Regions from separate parts of the Homo sapiens genome. Here region 1 is linked to region 2. Evidence: chromatin loops called from intact Hi-C (ENCODE). Cell type or tissue: heart right ventricle. All regions are shown on one strand. Each heading gives the region's core, and the rest is flanking DNA. Links, peaks and the distances in the headings are about the cores only. Region 1 overlaps DCUN1D2 (defective in cullin neddylation 1 domain containing 2). Region 2 has its middle 20 kb from the start of TFDP1.

What was found. Hi-C counts contacts between places; a loop is a spot of excess contacts. Peaks named below come from ENCODE experiments on the same cell type or tissue, not always from the same donor. Only the 100,000 strongest peaks of a DNase experiment are listed, where the experiment ranks them.
Region 1: it touches region 2 in a loop (10-fold over the local background); 47 of 110 quality-filtered maps call a loop at or near these places.

Annotation. Positions count from the first base shown.
Region 1 is chr13:113,451,362-113,466,902 of GRCh38, reverse strand. DCUN1D2 (defective in cullin neddylation 1 domain containing 2) reads left to right here. Exons shown (of 7, transcript NM_001014283.2): 5 at 5,767-5,849; 6 at 7,495-7,591; 7 at 8,795-11,084. The coding sequence ends at 8,874. It overlaps ADPRHL1 (ADP-ribosylhydrolase like 1), which reads left to right and starts at 13,415. Exons shown (of 8, transcript NM_001394807.1): 1 at 13,415-13,679. The coding sequence starts at 13,466. RefSeq lists enhancers at 9,955-10,885, 14,882-15,383. In heart right ventricle, for the core only: a CTCF peak has its summit at 8,436 (motif pointing left); a DNase peak (open chromatin) is centred at 8,078; H3K27ac peaks cover 2,962 bases.
Region 2 is chr13:113,556,651-113,572,191 of GRCh38, reverse strand. No RefSeq gene overlaps it. Among named protein-coding and RNA genes, the nearest start is that of TFDP1, 20 kb to the left of the region's middle. In heart right ventricle, for the core only: a CTCF peak has its summit at 9,568 (motif pointing right); a DNase peak (open chromatin) is centred at 9,581.

The sequences.
Region 1 (15,541 bases), core at 5,604-10,603, 100 kb after region 2:
CCCAGGAGGTGGAGCTTGCAGTGAGCCGAGATCGTGCCACTGCACTCCAGCCTGGGCGACAGAGCAGGACTCTCTCAAAAAAAAAAAAAAAAAAAAAAAAATCCAAAGGACAGTGACAGCAATGGGGATTCTTTAACAATATGCCATCCCGTCCACCTGGATTCAGCTTCCAGCCTTAACCAGCTAGAGAAAAGCCTGTTTCACCACTAAACATGGCCTCCAGGAAATGTGGCCAGAGATTTACTGTACCAGCCATGGAGACTGAGCTCTTGGTCTGCAGACTTCACCCTGCCCCCTGAAAACCTACGCTGAAATTTAAGTTAGTTTCCACACTCGGGGCAGTAAATGTTTATTCTAAAGGCACTGAAGATTTATTATTTTGCCTCTGAGTGGAGAAATGACTTAGCATATCAAAAGAAGGGGAAAGTCTACACTGAAAAGTATTTTTGCATCTACAGAATGACTCTGTTTGTAAAATAACTCTTGATTTATGAGCTACATACCAGATGCCAGATTCTGTCTACTTTTAACAAATGAAAACATTTGGTTTTCTACAATAAAACTCTTTATTTTTTATCTTTGCTATTCCACTCTATTTCTTTCTAAGAGGCTAAGGCAAAATAGTCATTAAAGTTAAAGCTCATTTTAGTTTAGACCCTGATTACTCAGTAACTATCATCAGTATTCTCAAGAAACCATTACCACTCTTTTCTAGAAACTAACAAGCAGGCCGAGTGTGGTGGCTCACACCGGTAATCCCAGCACTTCTGGGTGGATCACTTGAGGTCAGGAGTTCGAAAACAGCTTGGGCAACATGGCAAATCCCCATCTCTACTAAAAATACAAAAAATTAGCTGAGTCTGGTGGCACACACCTGTAGTCCCAGCTACTCAGGAGGCTGAGGCACAAGAATCGCTTGAACCCAGGAGGCGGAGGTTGCAGTCAGCTGATATCACATCACTGCCCTCCAACCTGGGTGACAGAGCAAGACTCCATCTCAAAAATTATCTATCTATCTATCTATATATATCTGTCTATATATATACACACACATACATACATACAAGAATTATCTGGGTGTGGTGGTGTGCACCTGTAGTCCCTGCTACTCAGGAGGCTGAGGCAAGAGGATTACTTGAGCCTGGGAGGTGGAGGCTGCAGTGAGCTGAGATTGCACCACTGCACTCCAGCCTGGGCGACAGAGCCAGACCGTATTAAAAAAAAAAAAAAAAAGCAAATAGACAAGAGAATAATGATGTGGAGGAAGACTTGAGATGAGCTCCTTCGGTGTTCTTGGGCTCTGTCACTTGGTAAGGACAGGGCCACCTGTGCTCCTGACAGGTGCTGGTTTCTGCTGTGGCTGTTCTTCATCTCATGCAGGGTTTGTTTGTTTTTTTTTTTTTACTTCTCTCTGTTTCCTCACCCCAGTTTTCTCTGGCAGTAGTCACCCAAACAGGAAATGCTGCTTCTCACACTTTTCTAAAATTCGGCCATTTCAGGTCTGAGTGTAACGATCATGATTTTTCAAGGAAAGTCTGGGTCATGCTTTACTTTTGAGCAGTTTAATTCTCAGAGGTCTATCCAGCTTCCTTTCCAAAGTGAGGATTAGTCTGATCCAAATTTTAAAATAATGGCATTTACTTTTTATTGTTAAATGTTTATCAGGAAGGACACTGAAATTTCAGTGAATGATAAAACTTTTTTTCTGACTATTTTGAACTGTTACTTTAATATCTTCAGCATAATCTTAGGATAACTCAGCTTCTATTAAAGATAATCATTTATATTTATTGATACTCTGCAATGCAGGGGATACTTCCTTTAAATGTTGACATGGAAAAATGTTTAAAAGATTAGCATTTTATCTGACTGTCATATGTAGGTATTATCTTTAAGAATTTTTATCTTATAATGCCTTGTTAACTTGACACATACAGAAAAGTATTATGGAGCTTTTCTAGGCCCTTGGCAAAGCCAGCAAGATCAGCATCACTGCAGAACTTGCTGGAAACACAGGCCCTGGGGCTTCAGCCAGGCCGGCTGCCTGGGTTAGTAATGACTGCGCAGCAAACACCTCAAAACGCAGTGGCTTCAAATGACAGTCATTTTGGTAGCTCATGATCCATTGGGTCAGGAACTTGGGCAGATTCTGCTGAGTGGCCTTTCTCTTCCATCCGTGCTGCTCTCCGCCATGGCCTCCCACCTGCCTCCAGCTGCCCCACGTGGGCCTCCTTGCAGCGTGGTGGCTTGGGCAGAAGCACTGGGCCTGCAGAGGCTGCCGTGTCCCCCGCAGCAACGTCCAACTGCCCCGTCCTGGAAACGCGCAGCGTCCCTTCCACTCGGTGCCACCACTTCATTCCATGGTAATTTCCGGGAGGTTATAAATTAGAGTCTAAATTAATTGCCCAGTTCAGAGTTGCAAAATTTATTTTCTTTGTGCATGAATGTTTCAAGGAAGGTCAGTATATGGGTAGAGAGTGTTTGGAAACATTTTTAAGATTCAGGACCTACCATGTTCAGCCTGCGTTTTATAAATTTCCTTAAGCATCAAAGCTTTCAGTGGCAGAACAGGCCATTGAAAGCTGCAACAGATTTATAGTTTATCCTTGAATTCCTCACTGACAACAAGGACTTGTTTACTCCTGTAGATACTTAAATGAAATGTTTGTCAGAATCATTCACTATAGGATGGGAAGCATTACTGGTTTTGTTTCTTTGCTTCATGACAATAGCTGAGAGAATATGAAATTTTATTAAAGAAAACAATAGCCTCCTCGGGAAAAGATTAGATTTTGTAAACACTTCAAATAGATTATACACTATTTTTAGAAAAGTTTTTTGAGGGCTTTTTAAAAACAGAAATAAAGCAAGAAGAGTAATTTTATGACTATAGCCCAGAAGTAGAGCCGTCAGTTTACCATTTCCAAAGATGATGTGGTCGGTCTTGTGAGGAATTAAGTATAAATTGAACAGGTCAAGACAAGTGTCCAACTGTTCCAGAAAAAGCATGGACTGCCGTGGGAACATGGAGCCAAAAGACACAGATTACCCTTTATTTCCTTTGTGTCTGTGTCTGTGTGTGTGTTTGTGTCTGTTTATATATGTCTGTGTGTCTCTGTGTGTGTCTGTGTGTGTCTGTGTCTCTTTGTGGGTATCTGTGTGTGTCTATGTGTATCTGTGTGTGTGAAGATTGTACTGTATTGTTTTTATGTAAGATGATGCTTTACTCTTAACTAACGGTTAACCTAATAGAGAGGATAAAGTTACTTGGCTCTGTTTTAATGTAAGAAACAACATAGTTTCATACTGGCTAGAGTCTTGAATCAGTTGGCTTTGGGAATCTTTTGTGTTTTTGTTTTTGTTTTTTTTTTTTAAAGAGGTGAGGGTCTTGCTCTGTTGCCCAGGCTGGTCTCAAACTCTTGACTTCAAGTGATCCTCCTGCCGCGGCCTCCTAAAGTGCTATGATTACAGGTGTGAGCCACTGTGCCCGGCCAGCTTTGAGAATCTTGATGTTTGAGGAAGTGAAGTTTCATGAGAGCTAATTTTTATGTCTGCCCTAAGGTACTTTTTTGATAGAGGACACATCTTCATTGTCTAATCCTAAGTGGAGCATCACAAGCATGAATTTTAAGTAGTAATGCCTTCTTCTAACATGTTTTCACTTAGGAGATGGGACTTTTTAGAGGTTCTGGGAAAGAAAATAGCTGCTATAAAGATGTAGCCACCAGAGTAGCTGTTGGTCTTGTTTCCACTCTCGAGTCCTGCCATTCTGAGTTGTTGTTTTTGTTGTTGTTGTTACTGTTTTGCAAATGGCTAAGTCCATTAGGACAATATTAAACATTTTTATGTAAATAATAATAAATATTGAAAAAGCATATATTTACTTTTGATAATGTGATTGACAAACATACAAATCAGGTCCTTTGTAAGAAAAGTTTTTAGCACCAAAACTAACCCAAAGTAACTAGATTAAATGTGTGCCATAAAACTTTATTTTTTTTTCCTCCCCAGGTTCACCTCCATTTCTCAATGTGAAAGCTTTACATCATTAAGATGAGTTGAATATAGATTTCAATTAATGTTCTTCCTAAGTGATAAGGATGTAGACTTATAAGCAGGACAAGACTAATCATCTTCTTAGCATTTTACTGCGGGTCCCATCGGTAAGGTCTAGAGAGCTGTTCCATATCTCAGTTACTTGGCACTTTCTGACTCTCTCTTTCTTTCTGATTCAGACTCCAGGGTATTCAAAACTGATAAAGTTGGTCATGAAGCCTTTGCACACGGGGAATTTAGAGGCGTTTTATTTAAAGTGGGATTTGCTACTCATATGCCTCTTTCTTATCCCATTTTAATAATGATCGACCCTGGAAATCTTGCTACAGCTCCAACTTTAATAACTTCTGTTTAAGTGGGATTAAACCAGATTTAGAAAAAAACCTTTTGAGAAGTGTTTAGTTATGTACTTTGCATTTAAACTAACATATTACCTAACTTTTATTAATCTGCTTTTCACATTAATCTTACATAAATATAACTCTTCTTTTATTGCCTAAAAGTGGTGAACACTATTCAACATGATTAAAGGAGGTCACTTTATGTATTTATTTTTTATTTTATTTATTTATTTATTTAATTTTTTTTTTTTTTGAGACGGAGTTTCGCTCTTGTTGCCCAGGCTGGAGTGCAGTGGCGCAATCTCGGCTCACCACAACCTCCGCCTCCCAGGTTCAAGTGATTCTCCTGCCTCAGCCTCCCCAGTAGCTGGGACTACAGGCATGAGCCACCACGCCCAGCTAATTTTGTATTTTTAGTAGAGACGGGGTTTCTCCATGTTGGTCAGGCTGGTCTCAAACTCCTGACCTCAGGTGATCCACCCGCCTCAGCCTCCCAAAGTGCTGAGATTACAGGCGTGAGCCACCACGCCCGGCCGGTCACTTTAAAAAAATAGAATTCTGAACCCCTTTATATACTTGCTGTGTCAAGCATATAAAAAGAAATCGTTATCAAGCTTCTGGTGAGCAGAGAATAAATCAGTGTTTCACAAACTATGGATTGGAGACAGCCCTGAAACTCGGCATTCATATTCTATTAGACATCTTCAGTAGCAGAGATTTATATAGAAGTCGTGAAATAATCACCACCTTCCCGTGTGGGAAAAGAGGGCGTTGGCTTTGATTGATACGCAGTGTCCTGTGTAGATGCATCAGTGAGAACGCTTTCCCTGCTAGCTGCCGATTTGACTTGACACTTTAGGGACAAATTGGAGCCCTCATAAGGCCGCTGTAATTACTTGTGAAACAGATTCTGTCTTAGTTCATATAGCAACAAGGCAGGTCTATTTGGAGAACAGTGTGTCCCTTCCTTCCTAAACTGGTCCTTTGATTTGCAGTTCGACACTCAGGCCAGTGGCCTATTTTTAAAAACAAATGATACGCATTAATAGTATCCAGATCAGGTCAGGTTTAAAGAACACCCAATATGTGTGAAAAGGCAAGTCTCCAAAACTGATTAATTAGGGGGGAATTGTGTGCATATCCAAATAACTTAATATACAAATCCTTTTAAAAAGAGTTTCCCCAGATTTATAAAATTAGACTACGTACAGTTCTCAGGAGCACTTCCGTAGAGATTAAGCCTCATGACTCTTGGGTGAGATTGCCACATTTTATTAAGTAAATATTGACATGCTAAGAAGTGGTCGTTTTTTGTGCAGTAGAAAAAGAGAGTGAGATTTACTAACTGCTCTTTCTTTCTTTTTACCAGACTTAGAAATGGCTGTTGCGTATTGGAAATTAGTGTTATCTGGAAGGTTTAAATTTTTAGATCTCTGGAACACATTCTTAATGGTAAGTGTCCTCCTGCATCTCGCTGTGTGCCCACTGTGGAGGGAAGTCGGTAGGTATGAGGCTGCATGTAATCATCCACCTCAGGTCTCACACGTGGAGGTTTTCAGCAGATGAACATCCCACACAAAGATCCGCAGGTCCAGACAGGTTGCCACTTGGCTCTGTCACCTTGCCGGAGACTGCAGGGCTGAGCTGGGGCCACTCCGGGGCCTCCTCAGAACGTGGCTTCTTGGCAGTCACGGGAAGCTCCTCTCAGGCTGGGGTTCCTGGAGACTCTGCAACCCCAGCAGCCCCCGTGTTGTCTCCTCTGAGGACCTAGACGGTAATTCTGTCTTTCCACTGAGAACTCCGAATCCTCGACATGGTGCCAGCGCCACACTTCTGTGGACTGGTTTGGGCTCCGGAACTGCGGATTGTATGTGGCGGTGCCCAGCCTCTGTGTGTGTCTGTGGTCTGAAGCCATTTCTAAGTGTGTCTCACCATGCTCAGGAGGAAAAGAGGCCTTTGTGGACCCTCTGGAGAGACACTTTGCTGGTGCGGGGCAAGGCTGCGTCATGCCAGCCCGTCTTGCTGGCAGCAGGTGCAGCTGTGGGTTTTTGGAAGTGAGTGGCCACAAGCCCGGTAATGGCAGAGATGCCCAGACCTCTTGCTGTTCTGTCCATGAAAGTGAAAGAAGTGGTCTTCCACCGCCCAACCCACGGCCGGGCCAGGACCCGCACTGCCTCCCTTCACCTGACACCAGGTGACACAGACTTTGCCACTTAGAGTCCTGTGGCCTTGGGCACGTCACTTCCGCTTCCTTGCCTGGGAATGGTACCCAGAGAGTGTGGCAGGTGGAGGGCGGAGCTGTCTGTGGAAGGTGACGTCACTCAGTCCTGTGGGTTTGCCATGGAGAGACGTCTTTGCAGCTATGTGTTTCATTACATCATGTGCTGTATTACTTCTCTCGAAATATCCAGAGGTCAGTAATGCTGTGCCCACAGCCCCCTTACGCCTTACCTGGGGTCAAACCTAAGTCACAGATGTTTCCCAGAGAACCTCACGCTCTTGTGCGTGGAGAAGGGGATGAAGGCGCTCACAGTGTCATTGTAACGGCAGAATACTGGAAAAGCCAGTGACCATCCACAGGAGAACGGACTAAAAAATCAGAATATTGGTGCGATGGAGCACGGCTTTGGAGCCACGCAAAGGAACGCACATTCACACACGTCAGCCCGCATACGTTTCAGACATTATGCTGAGTGGGAAAAAAACAAGTTGCAGAAAACTATGTGTAATTTGATAGCAGTTAATGTTTTAAAATGTAAGACAAGCTTATGAGCTGTTCGTGAATATATATATACATGCAGCTAATGGGCAGGTAACGAGATTAAAATGCTGCCCTTCTATGTGACAAAACAGGAGTTTATAATTGTAATATTTAAAATGTTTTGTTCTTAAATAAATCTGCTTTCTATATTTGGACATTAGCGTTGTTGTAGCACTTAACATTTATACAGAACGCTATTACTTTTAACAATTTTATTGTACTTGTTCCTAATCAAATTAATGAACATTAATTGAAGATCGCTAGGCCACTAGAATATATGAGAGTTAAGCTCTGTATTTTAAACCTGGTGGGTTTTTTTTTTCTCTCATATATTAGGAACATCACAAAAGATCAATTCCAAGGGACACCTGGAACCTCCTGCTGGACTTTGGAAACATGATTGCGGATGATATGTCTAACTACGATGAAGAAGGTACCGGAAGTTGTGCTTCAGATGATTGACCGAAATGCTTACACCTGAGAACGTTAACTTCTCCTGCCTCTAGAGTGGTGACCCCGTCACTGAGATGGGCGTGGTCATAATACTACCCCCTTCCTTATTATTTTCTGTAAATCATACAAAAGAAAAATAGGGTTTTATATTTAGTGTAAATCAAGAAGACAGTCCTCTAAGCCAAAGCATTTCAGAATTGGATGTGAAGAGTTAGAGACCCCCATGGTGGAGCCATGGAGTTAGGTATTGGGAAACCACCACTCCCAGATTCTCAGTCCCGCATGATGCCTTAGGTCAGTTCCACACTGCACTCTTCAGGCTGACTCGGAGATTCCAGCTCCTGTCTTCTTGCATAAATATATCTCCACATACTTGTCTCCCCCCGTGTTTAGGACTCTGCGTTGGAGGGCCTTTGGAGCCTGCTGTGTGCTGGGCACGCTGCCACCTTAGAGAGGGATGGTCTCTGGGTGGAAGGCCTCCCCTCTAGGCTCCCACCCACTTTGCTTCCTCCCTGCCCCCTCGGCGGGCAGTGATCTGTTCTGGGCCCTGGCGCCGTGCCTTTAACGGGTGGTTTACGTGTCTGTCTGCCTGTTTTAGCTTCTGCTTCTCTTTGTGTCCTCCACACTTTGCACCGTCCCTAGATCAGGGGCACCCAGTAAATGCTTGTCAAATGAAAGAAGGGATCACTGAATCTCATTGACAGAAGCGCGGCTTCCAGGATTGAGGCAGCAGTGCAGGAGCTCAGAGGGCACTCAGGGCTGCCGGGGTGGGGAAGGGAGCAATGGGGTGGTCCCACTTGGGAAGAGCCGCAGGAGGGAGCACCCCCTGCTGGCAAGAATACCAATGACCTGAGGAACATGCCTCCTGCTCCGCGGGGGTCCATTTAGCTCCCTTCCTGAGCAGCTGGTGTGACTGCCTGGGGCACTCACCGAGCATCCGGGGCCACTGTGAGCCCACAGCCCCCTAGACATGCCAGCACACACACACCAGGGCTCCCGACCTGGCCGTGCTAGGGCGAAAGAACTGGGTAACTTGGGCTGGTTCATTCTGTGAAACACAAATGGTGTGGACCTCAAGTCATTTGGGTTCTTGAAGTGTAAATGTTGGATTGATGTGTGACTCAGTGCTTTGGAGATAAAAACGGTGCTCTAACGGGTTTTCTGTTTGCTTGCTTTCCTTTAGGAGCTTGGCCCGTTCTTATAGATGATTTTGTAGAATATGCACGGCCAGTAGTCACAGGTGGAAAACGCAGCCTTTTCTAGGCAGCAAGTTAAGCAGGAGTAAGATTATGAAATGATTTGTATCCTGCAAGGAGATTGCAGTCAGTTCCTGGGTGCATTGTCGCTGATTCCAGAAGTCATTCTTGACCAGCCATGAAACCAGAGGCGCCATCCCATTCTGCCGGAGGACAGCCAGCGGCTGCTTTGTGGACACCGCAGGAAGTTCCTCGGGACACGGCTGCTTTGGGATGTTTGGAGATTTGTCATCATAGCTTTTGCGTTAGGAAATTTCTGCATGATTTTTTAATATTTACAAAATACTAAGGTAGAGCCATAGCGCCGCCTGTGGGACCGCAGAGCATGCTGCGTAGCTCGCGCGTCAGGCGAACCAGCGTCCGGCAGCGTCCCGCCGAATGACGTTGCGGTGGCACTGGCAACACGGCATGTGTCCTCTGCAGGGCGCTGCGTTTTTATACACGTCAAAGCTGTTAAGAATGTGCCCTAAGGGAGAGGATCTTGTCGTAGAGTCTAATGTTTTTTAAAATTGGTGCCAGCAATTCACGATTTATATTTTTTGAATTACCAAATATCTAGATTTACCAGCTCTATTTTTGTTTTCATTTTCTCTAGACATTCATCTGAAAATCATTTTATGGTTCTCAATCCCCATGTAGCTTTGCATAGCAACGGCACACGTGGCACGATTCCAGCAGAGTTTATCTCACACCGTTTATATATCACTGGGCCTCTCTTACTTAAATATTATTTGACCTGCCTGAGAAGCTTCATAAAGTATGTTTTTTTAAAATATATTTTAATTACATTTAAAAAGACATTTTTCCATGAAAAACATTTATTTTATGAGTGATGAATTATAGATTTTAAAATCAAGGCCGGGCGTGGTGGCTCACACCTGTAATCCCAGCATTTTGGGAGGCCGAGGCAGGTGGATCACCTGAGGTCAGGAGTTTGAGACCAGCCTGGCCAACATGGTGAAACCCTGTCTCTACTAAAAATACAAAAATTAGCCGGGCATGGTGGCACATGCCTGTAATCCCAGCTACTCAGGAGGCTGAGGCAGGAGATTCGCTTGAACTCAGGAGACGGAGGTTACAGTGAGTCGAGATCGCGCCACTGCACTCCAGCCTGGACGACAGAGTGAGATTCTGTCTCAAAATAAATACATACATACATACAATAAAACCGAATGAGCTGGTTCTTTCCATCCTCTTGTGGTACCCGTAGTGCCCAGCATCCAGACCTTTGTGCCCCTGTGCACATTTGGAAGCTAAAATGTACATCGTTGTCTGAAAAAACCCAACCCCAAAACCTTCATCTGATTGGTGAGCTGAAGTCTGTCCTTGCACCATGTTATCATCTGTTTCTCGTGTCCGCCTGGTTGAGGAGGACCCACGAGTGCTGCCGAGGTGTGGAGGGCTGGTATTGAGTTGTGGACATCACTGTTGACCCTACCTCACGTGCCGAGACTCTCATGTCACAGGCGTGCCTTGCTGCCCCCCTGCAGCACTGTGCAGGACGTGGACCAGCTGGAGCTGCTGCCCAGCACAGAGGAGAGTCGCCGCAGATGACCTAGCTGCGGTGTGAGAGAGCATGGCCCAGACAAGCAGCTGGGTTGGCTTCTGAGAACAGGACTTACCCTGGGCTTCAGGAACATCTGATGGCTGAGGTTAGTGTGCTTGGAGGCTGCAGGACGAACTGTCGATGTTTCTTAGCAGAGATGGTCACAGAGGGCAGCAGGGACAGGACTGGAAGGGACCTGCAGCCTGCAGACCCCGCCTGGCCCCCGCTGGCTTCTGGCTGGTCCAGTGATGGGCAAGTGACAGACCTTCCCCAGGCTCTGCTTCCAGAACTCTAATGGGAAACTGGGCCTGTCTACCTTTAGAAGTCTTCGATTCTCAGAGAGCATTTGTCTAATACAATAAAAACTGGCATTAATACAAACCTCAAAAACGTGAGCGTATCTTCCAGGCTTCATGGATTCTTGACATGTAATTGTTTTGTTCAGAAAAGTTTATAGAATTCACATAATTCTGTATAAACTATGGAGATCCACAGTACTTTTTTGTTTTTGAGATTTAAAGTTCTAAGGGATTGTCAATAGATATCAAAATATTAATCATTGGACAAAGGCTTTTCCAAAAATTGTGGGTTTTTTTCTTCTGTTGTATCCATTTGAGTCCTGCATGCTGTGAAATGCTGAGAACAGAAGCATTAAATTGGTTTTTCTCGGGCGTGGTTTCCTTTCGATTCTCCTCAGCTGCAGGGATGTCTGCCTATAGGTGTCAGCATCCACGTCATTGTCCCAGGATGAGAGAACAGCCCCCAGCTAGCAACCAGCGGGCAAGCCCCTGCCCCCGTGTGTGGCCCGCCAGCCCTGGCCAGGTAACCAGGTCCTCAGGTACCTTCTGTCATTGCGTTGCCTCTCAGCGGTGCACCGTGCACCTGATGGGGTGGCTCATGTGAGGAATGAGAGATCTCACAATAGGCAGGATTTACGGGAGTGTGTCGGGGCAGGAGGTCATGTGTGCCAGCACAAACTGCTGGAAACCGTCCCTTATCGGAGGCAAACGGCCAAGCACGGGGGTCTGAGGATCATGTGCTACCTGCCGATTCACGGTGCACCTGCCAGCGTTCCGGAATCAACAACGCCAGCTCCTCTCAGTGACATTGTACATGTCATTGTGTTATTTTCGCTTGAAGTTTATATCCATTTTAGACCTCAGGCTTCTTGGGGCCAAGAATAAACTTTCTTCTGATCCTTGTTGCTGTGTCCACAGTTTCAGGTACAAAGTAGGGGCTCTGCAAATATTTGTTGGATAAACGAGCTAACCTTATCCCGTCCTGTTTGCTGAGGGAGCCAGCTAGTGCTCTTGGCAAAGGTTTCCGCCGCCTGCGAACTGAAGCGCTCAGCGAGCGGGCTGTGTTAATCCCCTCAGCAGCACACGCTTCGGCCCCACAGTGCAGTTGTGCCTAAAACAGGTGAGAGTTTGAACGAAGGGCCGCCCCTCCTGTCTGTCTTGTTTGGATAGGGACCCTGCGTGCATGCTGTTTTTTGTTTTGGAGTTTTGTTTGTTTGTTTGTTTGTTTCTGAGACAGAGTTTTGCTCTTGTTGCCCAGGCTGGAGTGCAATGGCGTGATCTCGGCTCACTGCAACCTCTGCCTCCTAGGTTCAAGTGATCCTCCTATCTCAGCCTCCCAAGTAGCTGGGATTACAGGTGCCCACCACCATGCCCGGCTAATTTTTGTATTTTTAGTAGAGACGGGGTTTCATCATATTGGTCAGGCTGGCCTCAAAATCCTGAGCTCAGGGGATCCGCCCGCCTCGGCCTCCCAAAGTGCTGGGATTACAGCCATGAGCCACCGCGCCCGGCCTGCATGCTGGTTTTGAAGTTTGTTTCTGAATCTCAGGATCATGCTAGCTGGCATGACTGTGCTGATGGCTGCCTCCACCAGCAGACAGTGGAGGGTGAGGTGAACTCACTGCTTGAGATCCTCCGTTTTAACAAGTGCTGATATAACGCCAGGCGGTTAAATGCTTCCTACTGTCTCGCTGTACACTACGAGAGTTTTTATCAGACGCATTTCTTCAGTCCAGGTGTAACTCTTTGCTTCCCCTGGGTCTGATGGAAACCAGGCCCCGAGGAAGGAGACGGGAGAGACACAGCCCTGCTGGGCTCCCGGCCTCTGCGGAGAACTGTCCTGGGGTGGGGTCGGGAGATGGACTGTTTTCCTAATTTATTTCAAACCAGGAACCCTGGCTGTGTGCATTCTGCCTCACCCCCCGTCTCCATATTTTTTAATATTCTTTTCATGAGCTAGCAGGGATGATGTAAATACACTGAGCTGACCGAGGGCCGGATGGGAGGTTCTAGTGAAGCCTGCGGTTTGCTGACGACTTTCCCCCTCAGTGCAGTCCAATTATTTGGGAGCCGTTAAACACCGCATGCTGAGAAGACACCGTCATTGTTCACACAGGAGCTAGATAGACTTTGTTCCCTCTACACTGCATTTTTTAAAAGTTTTCTATCAAAAACACATTTCATAATCGAAAAGTTTTCTAAATGATAAAACCGCATGTCACAGATTAATCTCAACATTATGTTGAGTGAAGGAAGCCAGACACCGAAGGCCACACATTGTATTTGAAATGTCCAGGAAAGGCAGAACTGTAGAGACAGCAGATGGGTTGTTGCCCGAGGGGTGAGGGCACGCCCCGCAGCGGGCGGCAGTGACAGGCACGCCTGCACACATCTGCTCCCGCATCACCCCACGCCACACACGGGGAAGTGTGCGCACTCCTTCCAGGGACAGCGAGAGGAGCCCCTGCTCTGTCAACGCTCTGAATGTGCTGCGGCTGCCGGCAGAAGCTAGCAGGCTCCTCTGCTGAGGAGCTGGTGCCTGTCCAGACGCAGAAGAAAACTGACACCTCCCACGTGGGGGACAGAAAGGTCCTCTCATTGGTGCCACCTGCAGAGATAGACAAGGAGCGCCTGGCCATCAGAGGACGCTCCTGACAGTGACACAGTGACCACTATAAAAGTCAGGCGGGCTGAGGAGGAGACAAAGGCCAGGACGCTCCGCAGCTGTTGGGGAAGAGGAGCTGCCTCCTGGGATGGAGAAATTTAAGGCTGCGATGTTGCTGGGGAGCGTCGGCGATGCTCTTGGCTACAGAAATGTCTGCAAGGAGAACAGCACTGTAGGCATGAAGATCCAGGAGGAGCTGCAACGTTCCGGGGGCCTGGACCACCTCGTACTCTCGCCAGGAGAATGGCCCGTGAGTGACAACACCATCATGCACATCGCAACCGCCGAGGCCCTCACCACAGGTAGGCTGGGCCCACCGCGCTCCGGTGTGCGGGCTGGAGGGAACACTGGCTGCTCGAGTTCTCCCAGTAAGCCTCCGAGAGCTTTGAAGGCAGTGCGGTCCTTCAGCGGATGGTGTTACCTGATACCGCTGCTAAAAGTGGCAATTTAATCTGAGTGTCCCTCAAATTTGATATGCGGCAGATCACGTTTCTCCTGTGGTTTCTCTGAGGGTGACAGTATTACTTTACTTTGCAGTTATTAAGATTCAGTTTTTAAACGTGACTTTTCACTTGTATTTGTAAAGCGTTAACTAGGCCTAGCACCTTCTGTTTCTAATAGAGTTAAAGCCAGTGAAGCCTCTCTCGGCCGTGCTGGTGGGAGTAGGGTGAGGGCTCACTTCTCGCTGCAGAGATTAAGCCTTCTTGTTCTGAATTCATTACAAAGGGATGTAAAATAAGCCAGTTTGAAATGTGAACCCATTAATACTGTTTGGGGATTAGTTCTAAATTCCAATGAATTAAAGTTAGAATATCATCTCCCAAAATGGTTCAGCTTGGAGAGTTGCCCATACACAAATGTGTTCTAAGAAAATGACATAAACTTGATTGGACGAGATTGGAGACAAAGCTTCTTAAAATACCTTTAAGTAGCAAATTGATTTTAGGATCAAGCTTTTGCATGAATTTCAGGGAAATGGCAGGTGCACAGACATGCAGTCCAGCTTTCCTACGAGGCATTTGCTCTTCAAAACCCCGTGGGTGCTGTTTATCATGGCAGAATTAAAATCTGAGGGCTGCAGCTAAGTCAATGAAATCTCACTTATGCGTTCACTCCACCATTCTGTTCATCTGCCATGGACGTGCCCAGTTTAGTTCTGTGCTCACAGCAGAGGAATGCCATCGAGCCTGTGGCCGGTCCCTAAATAACGGGAGAGCTGAAGCGCCGGCGATAAGATAAGGCTCCCGGCTTGCTGGAGACGGGGAGGCGTCCGACTGTTCACAGCCTTGGCGTCCAGGAGCTCCTGCTTCTGGTTTTCCAGGCGGCCACTCGTGTGCCCTTAGGACCAGCAACCCCATGCTTGTGCCCCGCAGCCCAGAACAGGTGCACCCCACACACAGACACCTGTGGGACACAGCTCCGGCTTGTTTTCACCGTAGACGGCTGGAGCTCACTCTTGAGTTTGGCTTCCTCTGGGCGTCTGATGCCGTGTGTGCGCTCATACCAGCTCTGCATGTCCCATTTCTGGTAGCACTTGGTGGGCGTTTTGTAAATGGCAGCGTCCATGGCTGTGGGTCTGGTCCTGCCAGGCCCGCAGGGAGGGCAGCGGCACAGGACACTCCAAAAGTGCACCGACGGAGATCGGCCCAACAGGACACGAAATTCACACAGTTAAAAGGGTTACGGACGTTTAGGGCACTGTTTTTTGTTTGTTTTTTGAGACGGAGTCTTTCTCCATCGCCCAGGCTGGAGTGCAGTGGCGTGATCTCAGCTCACTGCAACCTCCACCTCCCAGGTTCAAGTGATTCTCCTGCCTCAGCCTCCTGAGTAGCTGGGGCTACAGGTGCCCACCACCACGCCCGGCTGATTTTTGTATTTTTAGTAGAGACGGGGTTTCACCACGTTGTCCAGGCTGGTCTCGAACTCCTGACCTCAAGTGATCCACCCACCTCAGCTTCCCAAAGTGCTGGGATGACAGGCGTGAGCCACCATGGGGCGCTATTCTTAAGGAGGAAGTAAGTTTGCTCTAAGCTCTCAGGGTCCTCAGCTGTGGACTGGAAGGGAGGGTTCACTGTGCTGCTGCAGCGTCTAGTTTGTGGGTCATGAGAAAATACGCATCCAAGATCACCCCTGGAATTGCTTACTGTGGGCGGCAAGCCACCCA
Region 2 (15,541 bases), core at 7,607-12,606:
GAAAAGCAATTTATTTTTGTTATATCCTACAATCTTGCTATAATTGCTTATTAGTTGCAGGAGTTTTTGACAATTCTTTTGGATTTTCTACATACACAATCAGGCAGTCTGGTAACTAAGGAAGCTTTGTTTTCTCCTTCCCAATCTGTATACATTTTATTTCCTTTTATTGTCTTCTTGGACTTGCTAGAACTTCTAGTACAATGTTGAAAAGGATTGGTGAGAAGGAACATCCTTGCCTTGATCCTGATCTTAGCAGGAAAGATCTAGTTTCTAAATATTATGTGTGATGTTAGCTGTAGGTTTTCTGTAGATATCTTTACCAAGTGAAGAACTTTCCCTCTATTCTTAGTTTACTGAGTCTTTTTTCCTAAATCATAAATAATTGTTGGATTTTGTCAGATGCTTTTTCTACATCTATTGATATGATCGTGTGATTTTTCTCCTAATGTAATGTGACTGTGCGAATTGATTTTTAAATGTTGAACCAATCTTGCAGACCTGGATAGATACCACTTGGTCATGGTTATAAATTCCACTTGTTCATGGTGTATAATTATTTTTATACATTGCTGGATTTGATTTGCTAGTTTTGGTTTTTTTTTGTATTTTTGTTTGTTTGTTTTGTTTTGTTTTGTTTTTGAGACAGTGTTTCACTCTTGTCTCCCAGGCTAGAGTGCAATGGTGCAATCTTGGCTCACTGCAATATCTGCCTCCCGGGTTCAAGTGATTCTCCTGCCTCACTCTCCCAAGTAGCTGGGATTACAGGTGCCCACCACCACGCCTGGCTAATTTTTGTATTTTTAGTAGAAATGGGGTTTCACCACATTGGCCAGGCCGGTCTCAAACACCTGACCTCAGGTGATCCACCTGTCTCGGCCTCCCAAAATGCTGGGATTACAGGCGCGAGCCACTACATCCAGTCTGATTTGCTAGTATTTTATTGAAGACTGTTGCATCTATGTTCATAAGAGAGACGAGTCTGTAGTTTTCTTTTCTTGTAATGTCTTTGTCTAGTTTTGGTATTATGTTAATGCTGGCCTCACAGAATAAATTAAAACATATTCCTCTGCTTTTATCTTCTGGAAAAGATTGTAGAGAAGTGGTATAATTTATTCCTTAAATGTTTAGTAAAATTTACCACTGAACCTATCTGAGCCTGGTGCTTTCTGTTATTCATTATTGATTCAATTTCTTTAATAGATTTAGGTCTATTTAAATTGTCTATTTTTGTGTGAGTTTTGGCAGATTGTGTCTTCCAAGGAATTGGTTCATTTCATCTAGGATACCAAATTTGCAGGCACAGAGTTGTTCGTCATATGCCTTTATTACCCCTTTAATGTCCATGAGTTCTATATGAGGTCTAATGGCCCCTCTTTCATTTTGGATATTGGCAATTTCTGTCTTCTCTGTTTTTTCCTTAGCCTGGCTAGAAGTTTATGGATTTTATTAATCTTTTCAAAAAACCATCTTTCGGTTTTATTGCTTTTTGCTATTGTCTTCCTGTTTTCATTTCATTGGTTTCTGCTCTAATTCTTATTATTTCTTTTTTCTGCTTACTTTGAATTTAATTTGCTCATACTTTTCTAGTTCACTAAAGTGGAGGCTTAGACCATTGATTTTAGATATCCTTTTCTAATATATGCAGTCAATGCCATAAGTTCTCCTTTAAGCACTGCTTTTGCTGCACCCCACAAATTTTGATAAGTTGTATTTTCATTTTCATTTAGGTCAATGAAAGATTTTTAAATTTCTCTTGAAATTCTACTCAGGCCCATGTCTTATCTACAAGCGTGTTGTTTAATCAACAAGTAGTCTGGGATTTTCCAGTGACAACCCAACTTGAAATTTTATGTAGAATACCAACAGACCCAGTAATTCCAAGACAATCTTGAAGAACAATAATGTTGAAGGATTTATACTACCAGATTTCAATGCCACATTAAGACAGTGTAGTGATGGCATACAGATAAATAAATATAGCTAAAGAGACCAATGACACAGAATAGAAAATCCCAAAATAGACTCACATATTATATTTACTTGATTTTCAACAAAGGCATCAATACCATTCATGGGAAAAGAAAAGTCTTTTCAATAAATGGTGCTGGATCAGCTGGATCTCATATGGAAAAAAAAAAAATGAACTTTGATCTCTACCTCACACCAAACCCCCCAAATTAAACTGTATGACATTACATTAATTTTAGCTTTATGAAAGCAAAAATTAGATATTTTGAAGAAAACAGGACCTTAGGATAGGCAAGAATTTTTTAAACAGAGCAAAAATAGCACCAAGTATAAAAGAAAAAATGTATAACTTGGACTTTTTCAAGATTTAAAACTCTTGCTCATCAAAAGCAAGTTTAAAAAATATTAATAGACTAGGGAAATATTTACAACGCAAATATCTAACAAAGAAATATCCAGAACAATTAAGAACTACAAGTTAATAAATAAAAGAAAAATAACTCAGTTATAAGATTGTCAAAAAGACTTGAGCTATAGTAAAGAAGAAATCCAAATGGCCAAGAAACATGTGAAAATGTTCTCAGCCTCTTTAGTAATCAGAAAATACAAATTAAAAACATAGGCAAATACCATTTCATACCTATCTGAATGGCTAAAAGGTAAGGGATTGACAACATCAAGTGTTGGCAAAGAACGTGACATAAGTGGAACTGTCATATATTGGTGGTGGGAGTGTTAAATGTTAAAATTCTTTTGAAAAACTGACTTACATTCCCTAACGAAGTCAAACATACAACTACTCCATGGTCCAGCAATTCCACTCCCAGGAATATATCCAAGAGAAATCAATGCATTTGTCTATCAAAAGACATCTTCTAGAGTGTCTATAGGCAGCACTGTGTGTAATTGTTCCAAACTGGGACCTGTCACAGTGCTCCCTGACAACAGGACAAATTCCGATAGAATCACACAATGGAATGAACTGTCCACAACTACAGGCAGTAATGGGGTAAAGTTCCTCATAAATACTGTTTTCAGCAAGAGTAGCAAGACACAAAAGACTACATTTTGTGTGGATCCATGATTATAAAGTACCAAACAAGCAAAATGAATCTAGTTGGGACAGAGGCTGCTGGTTGGAAGGTGGGAGTAGGAGTGGAAATAAATGGAAGAGAACACAGGGGGTCTTAGGGTGCTGGGGAAGCTGTGTTTTATTCATCTGGGTCTAGGTTAAATAGGTGAGTCCAATGAAAATTCATCAAGCTGTAAACTTGTGATATTTGCACCTTTCTATACATATACAATACAGCAATAAACAGTAAGAAACCAATCCAAAAGAAATCAAACCAATATCCAATTTAACAATAGAACAAAATATGAAATACAAGGAACAACTCTAATGAAAAATGCGTACAACACAATACTATAAAATACAACTGAAAGACAGAAGAACTAAATACATAAAGGTATATGCTGTTCACGGCTCAGAAGAGTCAGTGTTGTCGATGGGCCAATATGTATACACATGAAAAGATTCTTGGTCTCATTAATTATCAGGGAGCTACAGATCAAGACCACAATCAGAAATCATTTTATGCCCATATGACAGGCAAACTTTAAGAAGTCTGACAATAGCAAATACTGGGAAGGCTGTGGGCCAATTACATCTCTTACACATGGCCAGTAGGAGTGTGAGTTGATACAGCCACTTTTGAAAATAATTTGGCACAATCCTATTAGGTTGAATATTTGCACACCCTGCTACCCAACAATTCCACATTCAGGACCTGTCCCAGGGATCATGCTCAGCATCAATGTTTACGCTAACAAAAAAGCAGAAGGCAGCTCAAATGTTCAACTGTAGGACACCAGATAAGCAAAGTGAGGAGTATTCCCACAATAGGGTAACAAGTGAGAATGAATGAAGTAAAATGTCCCTAACGCCCACATATATCATATCCTTCTTATAAAGTTTAAAAACAAAAAGACAAAACTCATGTATGCATAATATATATATATATATATATATATATTTATGTATATATGTATGTATATAAGAAAAGAGACAAGCTAGAAAGGATAACAAGTGTCAAAGTCAGAGTAGTTCTTTGGTTACTTTCGGGGGGAAAACTTAGGGAGTTGTGTCTCATCATGTTCTTGGGTAGGGCTGTGGTTACACTAGGATTTGTTATGTTCCATGGACATATAAGACAGGAGATAGAACTGGACCATGCATGCAAGAGTGCAGCTGCCACTGAAACAAAGATAAGGATCAACCCTGTCTTCCTACCTGAGGGCAAGCTCTCCTCATTGTCAGTCCTTCCAAATCCTGCCCACTTCCAGGGCTCACCTGACCGCCGCATACAGACCTTCACCTGTATGGCCTCTCCTCTACCACACGTCAGCAAACCGGAGAAGTGAAGGGGATCTTACAGCTACTTTTACTTCTTACTTTATATAATTTTGTTAACAGTGAAAATTATAGGCACTTTTTCTGGCATTTTTCTGTATTTCCATATAAATATATAAAACAAAATCTTAGTTTTAAAAATCTAGAGAACATGGGGCCAGGCACAGTGGCTCACGCCTGTAATCCCAGCACTTTGGGAGGCTGAGGCAGGCGGATCACGAGGTCAGGAGATCGAGACCATCCTGGCTAACACGGTGAAACCCCGTCACTACTAAAAATACAAAAAATTAGCCGGGCGTCTTGGCGGGCGCCTGTAGTCCCAGCTACTCCAGAGGCTGAGGCAGGAGAATGGCGTCAACCCAGGAGGCGGAGCTTGCAGTGAGCCGCGATCGCACCACTGCACTCCAGCCTGGGCGACAGAGCAAGACTCCGTCTCAAAAAAAAAAAAAAAAAAAAAATCTAGAGAACATGTTTTAGTACAGAAGTCGGAAACTGGTGGTTTACCCTACCCAGGATTAAAAAGAAAAAAAGCAAAGAACATTGCCAACATTTAAAAATCACAAAATTTTATACAGAAGTCCATATTTCTGGCTTTTTAAAAATCAGATGATCTGGCCAGTGTTTGTGCATTCCTACTTAGCAGCTGCCTGCCAAGGCTGAGCGGCACCAAGTTCCCACCCCTCTGATGCCACACTCAGCTCATTCGCGCCACCTGCCTGGCCGCGGCATTTGTTCACCAATTTCTCTTTACCATCTTCCCTTCCCTTACGTGGTGCGCATGTTTGTCTCTGTGTCCTGACATGAAGGAAGCCTGTTCTTAGTAGCTCAGGGTCATCATCTCCTTGGGCAGATGAGGACTCTAACAAGAATCCAGGGAAATGACCGCACACCCTGGCACAGAGGTCACCCCAAGCCAGGCTCCAAGTGAGCCATCAGTAGACAGGGCTCCAAGGGTGAGGGCAGGAGGTGGCTGAGTTGCTGTCAGGGGTTGTCGGCCTAAAGAGCTGAGATCTGTCCTACTGGGAGGCGGGAAAATAAATCCATGATGGAACCAGACCATATTTCACAGGGAGACACAGGCTGGTGGTGATAGGCACGGCCGGAGGAGACCACCTGACGTTTTGGTACAGGCTGAAAAAGAAACAATTCAGGGTTCAGCCTTTTATAGAAAATTATCAAACCAACGTTTAAAAGAAACATTCTCACTCAAAACCTGAGACTCACCTTGTCTGAGCTCAAATCACAGTGTTTGAGCCTCAGGGGTGGGCAAGAAAACTGGGTCAGGATCAGACAGGGCTGCAGAGTGGGGTGGGGACCGTGGCAACACCAGGCTGGGCCCAGGCAATTCGGAACCGCCCTGCATGGCATAATGTCCTCAGGACACTGACCAGAAACCGGACCGCAAAAAGAAAGAAAGTCGCACTCAACAGGGAATTCGGGTTCCCTCTGGCCTGCACCTTTTCCTTCTTTCCGTCTTCTGGTTATTAAAGGGGTGAATTACCTACGTCGGGCAGGGCTGTGGCGGTGGCTCCGAGCCCCGCTGTCGCCCGCCCCGGCCCCAGACCTAGAACCTCACGCTGGCTTCTGAGCGCCAGGGCCCTGCAGGTCTCTGTGATGCACCCAGAGAGCAAATGTCCACGCCAGCTCAGACCAGACAGACTGAGGACAAAACAGGCTCTGCTGACAAGCGCACACGAGGCTCAGGGACCACGGGTGCTTTCAGTCAGGCCTGAGCCGCGAAGGGCTGAGCAGTGCGCACCGGAAGAGGTGAGGGCCCTGCCGGAAAGCCACGGACAGAAAGACGCCCTCGGAAGACCAGGACGACAGCAGTGCCGCGCGGGAAGACGGCACCATGATCTACACTGGCAGAAGCTCTGCCCACCTGAGTATGAGGGTCTGAGGGGAAAGTGTGAGGGGACGGTCTGAGGGTCTGAGGGGAGGGTCTGAGAGGACAGACTGAGGGTCTGAGAAGAAGGTCTGAGGGTCTGAGGGAAGGGTTGGGGGGTCTGAGAGGAGGGTCTCTGCGTCTGAGGGGAGGCTCTGTGTGTCTGAGGGGACGGTCTGTGGGTCTGAGAGGAGCGTCCAAGGGTCTGAGGGGAGCATCTGAGGGGAGGGTCTGCGGGTGTCTTGGGAGGGTCTGAGGGAAGGGTCTCAGGGTCTGAGGGTCTGAGGGGGGCGGTCTGAGGGTCTGGGAGGAGGGTCGTTGGGTCTGAGAGGAAGATTGAGGGTCTGAAGGGAGAGTCTGAGGGTGTGAGCGGAGGCTCTGAGGGTGTAGAAGAGGATCTGTGGGTCTGAGCCGAGGGTCTGAGGGTACGAGGGTTGGAGAGGAGGGTCTATAGGTCTGAGGGGAATGTCAGAGGGGAGGGTCGGAGGGTCTGTGAGGAGGGTCTGAGGGTCTGAGCGGAGCATCTGTGGGTCTGAGGGGAGAGAGTCTGCGGGTCTGAGAGGAAGGGGAGGGTCTGAGGGGCGGGTCTGTGTTCTGAGAGGAGGGTCTGTGTGTCTGAGGGGACGGTCTGTGGGTCTGAGGGGAGGGTCTGTGGGTCTGAGGGGAGTGTCTGAGGGTCTGAGCGGAGCATCTGTGGGTCTGAGCGGAGCATCTGTGGGTCTGAGGGGAGAGAGTCTGCGGGTCTGAGAGGAAGGGGAGGGTCTGAGGGGCGGGTCTGTGTTCTGAGAGGAGGGTCTCAGGGTCTGAGTGTGGGGTTTGAGGGTCTAAGAAGAGGGTCCAAGGCTCTGAGCAGAGAGTCTATGGGTCTGAGGAGAGGTTACGAGGGCCTGAGAAGAGGGTCTGAGCGTCCGAGGGGAGGGTCTGAGGGTGTGAGGATCTGATGGGAAGGTGTGTGGGTCTGAAAGGAGGGTCCATGGGTCTGAGGGGCGGGTCTGTGGGTTTGAGTGGAGGGTGTGGGGTTTGGAGAAGAGGGGCTGAGGGCCCGAGGGGAGGGTCTGAGGGGTGTATCTGGGGGTCTGTTGGGAGGGTCCCTTCATCTGAGGGGATGGTCTGAGGCTCGAGGGGAGCGGCTGCAGGTCTGACGGGAGGGTCCGTGGGTCTGAGAGGAGGGTCTGACAGAAAGGTCTGTGGGTATGAAGGGAGGGCCTGAGGATAGTTTGAGGGGAGCATCTGAAGGAAGAGGAGGGTTTGAAGGGAGGGGAGGGTCTGTGGATCTATGGGAAGTGGCTGTGGGTTGGGGAGGGTCTGCGGGTCTGAGGGGAGGGTCTGAAGGTAGGGATAGTCCGTGGGTCTGTGGGGAAGGTCTGTGGGGTGGGGAGGTTATGGGTCTGAGGGGAAGGTCTCCGAGTCTGTGGGAAGGGTCTGTGGGTCTGAGGGGACGGCTTCGGGTCTGTGGATATGTTGGGGGGGTCTGTGGGAAGTGTCTCTCGGTCTGTGGAAAGGGTCTGTGGGGCCGAGGGAAGCACTTGTGGGTCTTTGCGGATGATCTGAGGGGTGGATCTCTCAGGCTCTGAGTTAACTGCAGACGTGGTAAGTGCTGCGGAGGAGGTGTTAGGAGCTACAAAAATGCCACAGAGAGAGACCTCGCAATGTTGTTGTCGGGAAAGTTGATCCAAGAAAGTGTCGTGGATTTAAGATCTCAGGGATGAGTGGAGAGAGACAGCTGGGGTCGTGTGGACCGGAGGGAATTGGCGAGAAGTTCTTTAAGTTTGATGGAGGACTCTGAAATTTATCTTCAGAGTGAGTGGGAGCTGAGGAAGAGTTTGGGGCAAGTGGATGGCTCTTTGTTGTTGTTGTTTTTAACTTTTTGTTTTGAATGAATTTGAGACTTACTAAAAAGTTGCAGAAATAGTACCCAGAGTTCCCACATAATCCTCCCTGGCTTCCCTCATATCCGTGTCCAGCATGGCCACGACACAGATATTAAACCCAGCACCCAGTGTGACACCGTGGCCCATGCCTGTAATCCCACAATTTTGGGAGAGCAAGGCAGGAGGATCACTTGAGCCCAGGAGTTCAAGACCAGCCTGGGCAACACAATGAGGTCTCATCTCTCCAAAAAATAAAATCAAATTACCCGGGTGTGGTGGTGTGCGCCTGTGGTCCCAGCTACTTGAGTGGGGAGGATCGCTTGAGCCCAGGAGCTGGAGGCTGCAGTGAGTCATGATTGTACCACTGCACTCCAGCCTGGGTGACAGAGCCAGACCCTGTGTCAGCCCTAACCATCCTTGTCCTGGGGCCTGGGCATGGATTTTGCTGTCTCGTGTTCTCAGGACTGTATGAAGTCAAGCCCATTTGGCAAGCATCCTGTGGAGGTAAGGCTGTCTCTCAGTGGCTCCTGAGCTGATGTGTCCAACTACAGGTCCAGGTGGTGTCTGCCGAGTCTCCTGGTCAAATTGCCGTCCTTCCTCTGTAGGGGATAATCGTCCTGGAGACACTGGGAGACCAAATCCTGATTCTCCTGGAACTTCTCTGATTTTGGCATCCATGGGGGTCTTGTCAGCGGCAATCAGTTCCGTGGACTTTGCCTCGTGGTGATTTTCTGTTTCCCCCTTTCCTCTGGCATTTATCCATCGAGGTTCTCCTGCAGGGAAGAGCAGTGGGTCCTTCTTCCCCGTTTGCGTGTTGACATGGTCAGTGACGACAGCAGTGTGAGCTTGCATGCATTTATTTTATTCTACAGTTTGCAATCAGCACGGCCATTGTGCATCTTGTTGCTCACACGACCCAAGGTTGGCCCCTATGTCATCTCAGGGAATGACATTGACAGATTTACAGTTTAAAGCCCCCGCTTGCAGTGTGGGAGTGGGGTGTAACTGGGCAGGGATGGACGCAGTGAGGTAAGGCCCAGACTTCCCATGGTTACAATGTCATCTCAGTGACTAATGAGGAGCCGAGAGCTTCCTCAGTATTGAAAGCCCTTCTTCGCTGACCTAGCCCTGGGTAGAATGTGGGTTTAAAAAGCCTAATGTGGTACATGCTTGGGTCCCTCTGATGTTCTAGAAACAAAACCTGCTTTCCTTGAGACTTGCTTTCTTGTATTTGCTTGAAGACAACGCGACCTCTCAGCGTGGCAATCCCAGAATCAGGTCACTGGACAACTTGTTAATTTTGAGCACGGTGACTGGGATTTCAAGGTAGAGACTTGGTCCACCCGCCGGCTTTCAAGAGTGAGGAGCATGGTGCTGCCTTCTAACTATGCTTTTTAACAGGATTCGGTTTGCAGTGCCACAAACAAAGTGAGCCACTGGGAGGCAGCAGAGGCCTTGGAGGGGAGGTGCATCTGGCAGCCACAGAGCTCATTGCGGGACCACCCACAGGCACGCGGAGCATCTTTGCCTTGTGGAGCCTGGCACCAGGACTGCCGGGAGGGGAAGAGGCTCAGCCCCCACACCCGGGGAACCTATGCCACACCGGGGCCCTCTCCAGCCTCACTGGCAGTGTCTCTGGGACCACTCCCCAGATTACTTGTCCTGGGGTCAGCTCGGGCAGGGAGGCAGAGTAGCCCTACAAGCCCTCTGCAAACACACACATGCTCTCTCCACAAACAGAGTAGAACCGCACCACATGGATTCTGCATAACACCACACTGGGGCCCTGGATGTTTCCCCCTCATCCACCTTGTTTTGAATGTAGAACGAAGTCCAAAGTTTTTCTTCTAACAGTTCCAGGCAGGCTGGCATATCGAATCAATCCAAACCCAGTCTGCCTGTCCTCAGATCCCCTCTGCACCACAAAGCCCAGGCAGTATGATCACCCTTTGCCAGAGGCCCTCACAGCTGGGCCTTCACCTGCGACCTGGGTTCCACACACTGCTTTATCTGCATGAAGCTGGGGGGCAGAATTGGCCAACGAGAGGTGCAGCCACACGGGAGTGGCCTGGGCCTTCGGGAAAGCCTTTAGACATTGTGTGGACTGTAGAGAAGCTCCTGGGGCCCAGTGCCAGTGTTGCTCGTGCTTGGGCACCTCTCCTGCCGCATCATCCCTGGCAGTGACGTCCACCGGCTCTCAGCCCAGATGGGGAGACCATCGGTCTTTATCTCTGAGTAAAACTCAATCTGCTTCCACCTGCTGGTGGGGATTCTGTGGTCTGCAACTGAGCCTCTGAAACCGAGGGCAGGATAGGAGGGACGTGGAGTGGGCGCTACGTGGTGGGTGCTTGACACTCCTTCCTGGTTGTGTGACCGTGAGCCAGTGACAGCCTAAGCAGAGGGAGCTGTGATGAAGCTTGTAGCTGTAGCGCGCCTGGGCCCCAGCCTTGCAGCTCCAGGGGTGGAGCTCTTCCAGGAACAAACTCTTCTCTGCCACTCTGTGGACAGAAGGCCCTGTCCACGTAGGGGGCTCTCACTGCCATTCACATGCCTTGACCCTTCACTCCCTTCGTGAGATTCAGAGCAGCCCTTCTGAGAACAAAGCGCAGTGAACATCTCTGGAGACACCAAAGTCCCCTCGAGTGAGAAACAGACTCCTGAACGCAGGTTTTCAGGATGTGAACCCCGGCCCAGAGCCTTACCCATGGATGAGGTGCCCATGCAGTCCCCAGGGTGCCTTTGACCTCTTATTCTGTAACTTCACATTTCAATTAAAGTGTTGAGGGAAGATGGCCATGACCAACACCAACTCAAAGCTGTCCATCAATACAGTGAAGAAAACAGCCTCTCAAGTCAGCTTTCAGTGTGTGAAAGGTGGGCAGCCCTATTACAGGGCTTTCTCTGTGAATGTCACTGTCCTGTTGAGCAGCCTTGAGTGAACAACTGGACCTCCAGGGCCACCATTTCCTCCCTTGCAAACCGTCATGCTAGTCAGCCCCGGCGTCCAGGACCGACTCACAAGGCCACGTCTTGGTGAGCAGCGGGGTCTTGGCCGCCGTTCGGCTGGGTAGGAAGTGCTCTCTGGCTTCTGCAGCTGGCTCACTTTCTGTATGCCACCCACCCACAGGCCCGTGGGACCCGTCTGTCTGTCCTTGGGCTGTCTCCCTGTGCCCGGGATGTGGCAGCAGTGGCCAGTGTCCTGAGGCCCTGCCCTCTGTGAAGCTACCACGTCCTGGCAGCTGGGCCCTTCTCTTGCCCTCCGGTCCCAACTCTGAAGTCTGAGAAGCTTTGTCCAGCCCCTCCCAGCTTCTGCCTACATTGCATGCCTGCCTCCCCTTTCGCCCTCTCAGCAGAGTCTGCAAATGTTCCTGCTGCTTAGGCTTTTGTAAAACAAACACCAGGAACACAGGAAACTAGGTTTGTCCTGGGGTAGGGGCTGCCAAGAACACCCTGAGATGCTGGGGGAGGAAATGCCCATCTCAAAACCTGCGCAACCCCGTCCAGACCTGCGACCCTGTCCAGACCCACGACCCTGTCCAGACCTTCGCGACCCCGTCCAGACCTGTGCGACCCCATCCAGACCTGTGCAACCCCGTCCAGACCCGCGACCCCGTCCAGACCCGCGACCCGGTCCAAAGCTGTGCGACCCCATCCAGACCTGCGACCCCGTCCAGACCTGCGACCCCGTCCAGACCCGTGACCCCATCCAGACCCTCGACCCGGTCCAAAGCTGTGCGACCCCGTCCAGACCTGCGACCCCGTCCAGACCTGCGACCCCGTCCAGACCCGTGACCCCGTCCAGACCCGCGACCCCGTCCAGACCCTCGACCCGGTCCAAAGCTGTGCGACCCCGTCCAGACCTGCGACCCCGTCCAGACCTGCGACCCCGTCCAGACCCGTGACCCCATCCAGACCTGCGACCCCATCCAGACCCACGACCCTGTCCAGACCCGCGACCCCGTCCAGACCTGCGTGTGCTCAGGGGGCGCAAGCCAACACTGACACCTGAAGCGAGCATGGGCTTAGAGAGAAAGCCCCCCAGAAATGTGCTCTTTTCCCACGGGGTGCAGGTGACACCTGCTGGGACACATCGGCTTATGGACACATTGGCTCGTAGGCACGTCTCACCCCAGACCACTGAAGCAGCGGAGAGACTTCAGTGATAAATCACCCCCTTTATCAACCTTTAAATTTGAAACAGTGATGCCCCCCTTCACCCCACCCTTTTTTTTTTCTTTTTGAGATGGAGTCTCGCTCTGTCTCCCAGGCTGGAGTGCACTGCCGCAGTCTCGACTCACTGCAACCTCTGCCTCCCAAGTTCAAGTGATTCTCCTGCCTCAGGCTCCCGAGTAGCTGTGACTACAGGCGGTGCCACCACGCCTGGCTAATTTTTTGTATTTTTAGTACAGATGGGTTTTCACCATGTTAGCCAGGATGGTCTCGATCTCCTGACCTCGTGATCTGCCCGCCTCGGCCTCCCAAAATGCTGGGATGACAGGCGTGAGCCACCGCACCTGCCAGTGACACCCTTTTTTTGTAATCCTTCACATAGACAACAGCTACATGTATCCCTTTTCAATTATTTCCTCACAGCCCCTCGTACTCCCCTTGCCTCTAGTTCTTGGGTCTGTTTCTCTGGGCCACACTTCATCTTATTCATAGATCATGGAATAATCTAGTTAGATTGTGAAAGGAAAGATTCCAGTTACACACCCACGGAAAGAGAGCCACAGCCCCATCCCCAGCCCTGGGTTCTCAGGACTTCATTTCGCAGCCCTCTGGTCACTGACCACGCCGGGCGGCCTGTTTCCTGCCCCTGCCATTTGGGCCTTCTTTCCTCAGTGACATTACACCTGGTGGCTTCAGACTTTCTTGACTGCCTCAGTGAGAAGCTACTTTTTGCCTCATCAGCACACACAAACACACACGAGTGAGAAGTAGGTGTAAAATGGAACCAAAGCTTCATGAGATGGTGCACCCTCACCCTCTACTCTGTTCCACTTCCCTTTCTAATGGCAGTCATCATCTTCCAAATTGAATTTCCTCTCCACTGAGAGGGTGCTGTTTGAGAAACAAGCCTCTAAACCAACCTTCAAGGGATCACAGCACAGCAACCACTCCCAACTCTGTTCCTTGGGCCCCTCCTCTGAGTGCCATTATTCTCACTGCCTGGATTCACTCATTCAGTCAATCAGCAAACATGTAATGAGGGACAACTGTGCAGATCCGTGCTCCTCATGACAGGGTCCCAGGCCAGCAGCAACAGCAATGCCTGAATATTTGTCGGAAATGCACATTCTCAGGCCCAACCCAGACCTCTGGGTTTGCCCATCAACTGTGTTTTGAGAAGCCCTCTCGTGATGATTCTTCTGTCCTCTCCAATCTGAGAGCCTCTCTGCTAGCTGATGCAGGCTGTGCCACGTAGCACCAAGTCCTCCTAAATGTGTTCACACCATGGGAACAACACGTGGCCTAAGGGATCTCTTCAGAATGCTCTGTCACTGTTTCACACACTGCAGGACTAAGAAGTGGGTGAGGGCCTGCTCTCCCTGAGGCTGCGTGCTTTCAGATTGTTCTTTATGCCAAGTTGTTTTGGGAGCCCCCTGCTAAACTGGGGTTCCAGTACCAGAGTGGGTGGCAACCCTGCCCTCTGGGGAAATGCACGGGCCAGATGTGATGTTTACCATGCGCCTTCTATGGGATGCTTCTCTTACCTGATGGATGGCCTAATGCCTGGTTGTCCATTGTGTGCCTGGGGTCACTCACATGGGAAACTTGCTTGCAGTGGCAGATGCCCTGAGGCTCGTGTCTGACCCGTGTCCAGGATTTGCCAGCCTGACCATTGCCCTAGGGCTGGAGCCCACTCTTATGTTTCCCCCGCCCACTGGGAACCAGGGAAACAGCCTGGGCAACCCCTAGTTCTTCTAGCGGAAGATGGAAATTCAACCCGGCCCCCACACATGTACAGCTGCACACACACCTGCACACACACACCTATACGTGTGCATCTGAATACATACACCTACAAAGACTCACTCACAGATCCTGCGTAGGGAGGGGTCGATGAGTCAGGAGGGCTGTCTTCCATCCCTGGGTCCCACCAGGCAGAGAGAGAGAGAGAGAGAGAGAGGGAGAGAGAGAGAGAGAGAGAGAGAGAGAGAGAGGGAGAGAGGGAGAGAGGGAGAGAGGGAGAGAGGGAGAGAGGGAGAGAGGGAGAGAGGGAGAGAGGGAGAGAGGGAGAGAGAGAGAGAGAGAGAGAGAGAGAGAGAGAGAGAGAGAGAGAGAGAGAGCGAGCAACTAGTACTATAAATATATAGGGGAACAGGGTGTGGTCACTTTAAGTTCACAGGCAAATGCCTGACTAGGGCTTTGCTTCTAATACCCCGGCGGAAACGTGGGCCCCGTCATTCCCTTACACAAAGGTTACGGCTGGGCTGGGAATAATGCCTCAAAAAGCTGTTGGAGAACCTTTCATGAGACTTGTTCTTGAGCTTTCTGGTCCTGTAGTAAATCTGATGAAAGCTATGGCCCCTCTCCAAGTAAATGCAAATGTGTACATGCTTGTGCACACACATACCTACAAACAACTGCACACACACCTACATACACATCTACACATCCACACCCACACACGGGGACATTACCCCTGGACACACACCTACATACATGCACACACACCTACACACCCCCCACATCTACACACACCTGTGCACACACACCCACGCACACAACCCCACCCACATGAGGGACATTACACTTGCACACACACATACCTGGACACACCTGTGCACACACACCTGCACACACGCACACATGCAAACACCTGTGCATGTGCACTTACACATACACCCCTACACACATGTGCACACACACATCCCATACACCTGTGCTAGCATGCCCACCTGTACACGCACACCTACACACATCTGCACATACTCACCTGTGCACGCACGTCCACCCATGCACAACTGTACACACACACCTGTACACACACCTGTACACCCACACACCTACACATACCTGTGCACACACACCTGCACACACACACACCTGTGTAGGTAGAGGACCAGTGGTTTGTTTCCTGGAGAGCTCCCTTCCTCCAAGCTGACCAGCTGCTCTCTCCCCAGGTGGGCAGCTCTTGTCCCAGAACTCTGCTTGGAATCCCCTCAGGGTGGTGCTCTGTGTGCTGGACCCCAAGCCATCTTTCTTGGTTTTGAAACATTTTCTACAGCAGCTTCCAGAGGAGGGGCTCATGACTCTGAAGACATCTTTATTATGCTCTTCACGGCTCATTCTCCAGGTATTGGATCCTAGGTGGAATTCATTTTCCTTGGGAATCTCAACAGCTTCACTCTACTGCTTTCGTGTTGTTGAGAAGCCCAAGGCCTTTTTATCTCTGTCCCT